Regions from separate parts of the Homo sapiens genome. Here region 1 is linked to region 2. The links are chromatin loops, found by intact Hi-C in ENCODE. Cell type or tissue: HCT116. All regions are shown on one strand. Each heading gives the region's core, and the rest is flanking DNA. Links, peaks and the distances in the headings are about the cores only.

What was found. Hi-C counts contacts between places; a loop is a spot of excess contacts. Peaks named below come from ENCODE experiments on the same cell type or tissue, not always from the same donor. Only the 100,000 strongest peaks of a DNase experiment are listed, where the experiment ranks them.
Region 1: it touches region 2 in a loop (2.9-fold over the local background); 50 of 110 quality-filtered maps call a loop at or near these places.

Annotation. Positions count from the first base shown.
Region 1 is chr11:6,530,080-6,533,099 of GRCh38, reverse strand. It overlaps DNHD1 (dynein heavy chain domain 1), which reads right to left. Exons shown (of 43, transcript NM_144666.3): 13 at 1-73. Among named protein-coding and RNA genes, the nearest start is that of DNHD1, 34 kb to the right of the region's middle. In HCT116, for the core only: a CTCF peak has its summit at 1,623; a DNase peak (open chromatin) is centred at 1,609.
Region 2 is chr11:6,602,133-6,604,919 of GRCh38, reverse strand. It overlaps RRP8 (ribosomal RNA processing 8), which reads left to right and starts at 1,304. Exons shown (of 7, transcript NM_015324.4): 1 at 1,304-1,516; 2 at 2,705-2,787. The coding sequence starts at 1,418. It overlaps ILK (integrin linked kinase), which reads right to left and starts at 1,146. Exons shown (of 13, transcript NM_004517.4): 1 at 1,098-1,146; 2 at 560-740. The coding sequence starts at 648. RefSeq lists enhancers at 125-284, 515-754, 1,345-1,534, 1,530-2,071 and a silencer at 1,065-1,274. In HCT116, for the core only: no CTCF peak of the experiment used is centred there; a DNase peak (open chromatin) is centred at 1,269; H3K4me3 peaks cover 2,500 bases; H3K27ac peaks cover 2,111 bases.

The DNA of each region.
Region 1 (3,020 bases), core at 251-2,750, 72 kb after region 2:
TGTTGACTGAGGTTCCAGCACTCATTTTGCACGTGTGCAAGAATGTCCTTCCTTATGCTGTTCAGCTTGGATTCTGGAGACAGGAGAGTAAGGTGTGAGGGGACGCATAAAAAAGAAGGGGTGCTGGGGACAGTGCTGTGGTCCAGAGTGGGAGTAGGCTGAATGGCAGGTCAGACCATGAATTATCTCATTTAATGCTTGTTGAATCCCTGCTCAATGTCCAGTCAGCTGCTATGCACTGGGGACTGTGCTCTATACTGGTAGACGAGAGCAAATGAATGAGACAGAAAGTTTCCCCACCCTGAAAAGCTCACAATATGAGGCAGAGACAGACATACAAATGAGCAATCACAAATCAGTGTGATAAATCCACTGTGAGTGCCTGGAGCCTTCAGCCAGTATAGCTAAGAGGTGGGGGTGCCGGGGGGTATCCTGAGAAGGCTGGGCAAGGCCCCTTCAGAGAAGGGAACACTGGAGTTGGATGTGTTGAGTATTAATTCTCCAAAAAGATGAAACAGTGTGTGCAACAGTATGGAAATGACATGTTTGTGAATAGCAGAGTATCCTAGCAGACATAAAAGTATTCTGGTTTTGGAGTCTTACTGCCCTTGCTCTAGAAGAAGGGGACCAAGAAGGTAGTATGATCTGCCTTTTGTTTTTAAGGATTAAAGTAAAGAAAGTCTCAGGTGGATAAGGGGCTAGAAAGTAATCCTGGAAGCTGCCCTTGGCAGTATGAACAACTTTATTATCTCAGAGGGCAGGGATAACACCCATATGATACCTCATAAAATCTAAGATCCCGTTGTAAGAAGCACCATTATTTTATATACCACTAACAAAGAAAAAAAACTGATGCCATCTAAACTCTAACACATCTTCAATCATGAGACACCTTTAAAGTTCAGAGATGTTAAAATATGCACAGAATAGGAAAAATACAATATAGAAATATGGTACACCAAATAGAGTATAGAGTGCTTTCTACATACCAGACACTATTTCAAGTACTTTAATTATATTTTATCCTCACAAATTCCCTTTGAAGTAAATACTATTATTTTACAGATAAGCAAACTGAAGCTCAGAGAGGTTATGTCACTTGATCAACATCACACAGTGGCAGAGCAAGGATTCAGACTCAGGCAGCATGGCTCCACTTCATTATATTTTAAATATAAACATGTTTATGTTATAAATATAAATGTAAACATAAAAATATATGTTTATAAAAAGTATTTAAAAATATTTTTTATGTTATGTGCAAAGTAAACTGACCGATCCTCTATTAGCATCTCTGCAACTAGTAAGTAAAATAGTGAGTTTGGGGGACAGATAATTGAGACATACTGGGTATGTCACTTTCAGAGACTTGGAGGAAGTAACCAAGATGACTGGGTACTAAGACCTGATAATAAGAAAACCTGCTGAGAGGAAGCCTATTGAGGGACAACCTATATCAAACAGAACATGAAGATCTAAACTCATCCTTTTTCACACTGTCCCTTTGGAACATAACAGTAACTAGGCCATTGCAATGCTGCCACATTTGTTTGCTTGTTTGTTTGTTTGTTTGTTTATGGTGCTGCTTTTGGACCAGTAGCAACAGGCAGATGAAGGCAGATGGGAGCTCAACAGTGACACCGTATGGTATAAAGGAGCAATGCATTGATAAAATACCAGGACTCCTTGGGATTAGAAGCTGGAGATGGATAAAAACAGATTTAAGAGATACTTAGGGGGCAGAAGAATGACAAGGATTTGGAGACAGGTTGGATGTAGTAAGGTCAAGGAGAGGGAGGAGTAAAGGGTGACCCCAAGTTTCTGGTGAAGCTAATTCGTCAGAGTGTATAATTACGCCATTTGTTGTTCAAGGGAGTTCAGGAAGAAGAGAAACGACAGAGTTAAGTCAGAGGGTTAGATAAAATTAGATCAGCAAGAAGGATGAGAGTAGATACAAGGGGATAAGGTGAAATGAAAAAAATATTAAGCACCTACTGCATGCCACACTCAATGCTAAGAGTATTGCAAATAATATCTTAGTCATCCTTACTATAACCCTGTGAGTGACTGTGTTATCATGCCCAGCTTACAAATAAAGAAACTAAAACACAGTAATCTGAAGTTACAAAGCAAGTGAAAAACAGACAGGGTTCTAAATCCAGTGCTCATTTCTCTCCACCTGCTCCTCTTAAAGAGACTAGTTGGTCCTGGATTGAGGATCAGGAAGCTAACAAACTAGAACAACAATAAGCTTTCTCAGCAGCAGTGAAGTAAAGCCTGACCAAAACACGGCCAGAGAGAAGACAAAACAATCAAACGTCCTCCCGGTTCCTGCCTTGCCCGCCTGAACCCCCTGTACAAGAGGAGGGAGTTTTAGTGGCCCACTGGATACCTAATGATACATGTGCTTTCATCTGTTGAGAGCCAAGACAGGGAAGGCGAAGCAAGCAGGGCATACAAGCAAACTCTTTCCAGGCCCCAGTGGCTTCTAACCTTCATAAAGAAAGCAGGCCTGGGAAGCCACGGGTCCAACAGGATCTAGTCTTCACAGGAAGTAGATACTATTGGCTATTGCCATCCTTGAGGCTAGGTGAGGAAAGAGAACAACCTCCATATTTCCTAAAAGAACAAATCACTGGCTTCCAAATCTACCCCGCTGTGAGCCTCTCTGTGGCGAACTCCTAGGCTGAGGCACTAGCTAGTACACAATAGCATGAGATATCCTTCCCATGGGAAGGAAGAAAGAAAAGAGGGTAAAAGACTAGGTCATAAGCCAGATTTCTCAGAGACCCAGGGATAGCAACAATTGGGCGTTCAATTAGCAGGGGTAGAAGTGGCAAGAGGAGGGAACCTGAGATGGGTTGAGGAGAAAATAGGTAGTAGAATGGTCTTGAGCCCCACTTTCCACATAGAACTTTGGGAAAGACCACCTTTTAGGGTGTCCCTTGCTAACATGAAACAGTCACAGCAGAGTAGAAATCATACTGTTATGTGTTGTAGTAAAAAGAGGGGCGGATATA
Region 2 (2,787 bases), core at 260-2,759:
TACTTCTACGATGAACTAGGCAATTGCCTCCTTTCCACCTGCTCTTCACAAAGCATCCAAGACGATACTGAAAAATGGACAATCTCATTATGTCACTATACAGCTTTAAAACCTTGCTTTTAAAATAAAGACCTTCTTATAGCCTAAATATGCTTGCATGATCTGGCTGATCCTTGGAGACCTCTACAGTCTTATGTCCTGTTCTTTTCCTCTTGTACCCAATGCTCCGACCCACAGAGATCATCTATCCTCCAGCCATATGGAACTCCAGACAATTTCCTGTTCTCTCTGCTCTGTGCCTTGCCCCCTAGCCTTTGGCCATGCAGTCTACTGAGGCTGGAAAGCTCTCTGTAGCCTCTGCCTGTGAAACTCTTATTCTGCAGTCAAGATTCAGCTCAAACTGCGTCCTCTGTGAAAACCCTCTGCCCCCCACAGGCTATGCTTAGCACTCATTACACTGGCTAGCAAAGGCAGCCGCCACCACCAGACATGAGCACTCCACTCCACGTAGCCAGGAGATCTCTAGCCTTCCTCTCATCCACCAACCGTTTCAGCTCACCCCTGGTTGAGGTCGTTCTCCGTGTTGTCCAGCCACAGGCGAACGGCGACTGCGTTGCCCTCCCGGCACTGAGTGAAAATGTCGTCCATAGCAGCGTCCCGGCGCCGAGTCCCCTGGATTGGGGAAGCCTGAGGACTGTGGAGTGATCCAGGGAAGGAGGATGAACCCCAAGCTTTATCCTCTACAGGAGAGAAGTGTTTGTGTTGGGGGTAGGGGGCCTGAGCTGCGTCCCCGGCTAGTGGGGGTCTGTGAAGGAGTTCGGGGCTGCGGGATGATCCCTGGCTGTGTCCTCTAGACGCGAGGTAAAGGCGGGTCAGGGTGGGCAGGGGGTGACGAAGAGGTAGTGTCTGCTGAACGGATGTCCGAGAGCAGGCAACTAGACCCTATCCGCGAACAGAGTTGGGGGAAGTGGGGAGGTTCAGGCTCCGTATACTCTGGGAGAGGGGACCGGGGGTCCTCCCCAGGGTTGGCTCCGTTCCTTACTTGGGACTCAGGAGAAGTGAGGGGTGACAGGGGGCGCGGGTCCTCTCGCACTCACCGGGACTCGGGCTGCAGGATCCTTCTCCGGGGAACTCCCGTCCGGCCGCGCCCGCAGCCCGCCGCCGGCCCCGCCCCGCCCGTGGCGCTCTTGGGCAGCGCGGGCCTCCGTCCCTCCCCTCCCACCGCCTCCCTGCCCTTCTAGCCGCGCCTGGCTAAACTCGATGGTTCGCTGCGCCGCGCCGGCCGCTCTAGCAACCCCTGGCTGTCACGCTTTGGTTTCCGGGTCGGTTCTGGCAGGTCTGAGCGCTCCGACTTCCAGAGGAGCGCTGTGCACGTGGAGAAGAGCGGGGACTCGGCGACCCTGCCCTCCCGACCCTCATGTTCGAAGAGCCTGAGTGGGCCGAGGCGGCCCCAGTAGCCGCGGGCCTTGGGCCCGTAATCTCACGACCTCCGCCTGCGGCCTCCTCGCAAAACAAGGTGAGTGACTCGCGGGAGCAATGGGAGCTGTTTCAGGCCGCGAAGCGGACATTGGTGGATCCCAGCGCTGTGTGTATTGCGGGGAGGGACACCTGTGGCACCGTTAAGGGCGAGTCCTGATCTGAAGATCCGAGAACTTCCAAAAGAAACTGACGTTGGGTCAGAGAGAGTTGTTGAGTAGAAGTTGGTGAAGCGAAGAGGGTTCTTCAGACAGGAAAAAGTACGTACAAGGGCCCTGGGACAAGAGAGCATGTTCTGTCAGAGTCACAAACACAAGTGGTCCTTGTGGTTGAAATACATAGTAAATGAAAGGGGCATATATGCTGTTCAAGTTCAAGAGGTAGAAGTTTTGCGTATATTGAGAATAGAAGCCAATGAAAGGTTTTAAGCAATGGAATTATTTCTTCAGATTTGTATTTTGAAAGGGTCGTCGGTTACAGTGTGGAGGATGGATTGGAGACAGTAAGAGTTGTCAGTATCATTGTTCAAAGGAGGGTGTGGGAAACTTAGAATCAGGGTAAGTGCCTGGCCTAGGATTACCTGGTAGGACTGCAACACAGAATCAGCCTTCCCGACAATACATCTTCTCCTTTGAGCCTCTGCAGATGTGAGGGCCCTGCTTCCTCAGGCTTTTCTTACCCTTCAGTCTGCCTCCAACATGGAATCGGCCTGCTTTGTTTCCTCCTTTTTCATCCCCTAGCCCCATTACCATTGTCCAAGCCGCTGGCCTCTCTGTCTGCAATTTCTCCCCTTCAGTTTGTTTTCTACACTGCAGCTAGAGACATGTTAAATATTTAATATACGTGTGTGATCATGTGTCTCCTGTGTTCAGAAGCCTCCTTACCTCTTACAGAAATGTATCAGCTCTAGGCAAAAGCTCAAGGTGAAGGGTTGGAATTCCTGGTCTCTGGCCTTGGTCTTGTTGCTTGTGGCCTTTGCATTTTCCTTTGGGGAAACCTCCATTAGCTCATTTACACATTGAAGAAAGTGGGATAGGTGGTTTCTCTGCTCTCCAGCTTCCCAGAAGTTGGGGTGGTGACATAAAAGTTCTTCTGGGTTCTGGCAGGCTTGACTGGGAAGAATTCAGATGCTTCTGCCAGTCTGAATCAGGTCCACATCTCTCCCTTCTTGTTCTCCAGGCCTCATCCATTCTCTTTAGGCCCACTGTCATCCCCTGTTTTCCTCCAGGGCTCCAAGCGCCGCCAGCTCTTGGCCACATTACGGGCCCTAGAGGCAGCATCTCTTTCCCAGCATCCCCCCAGCCTATGTAT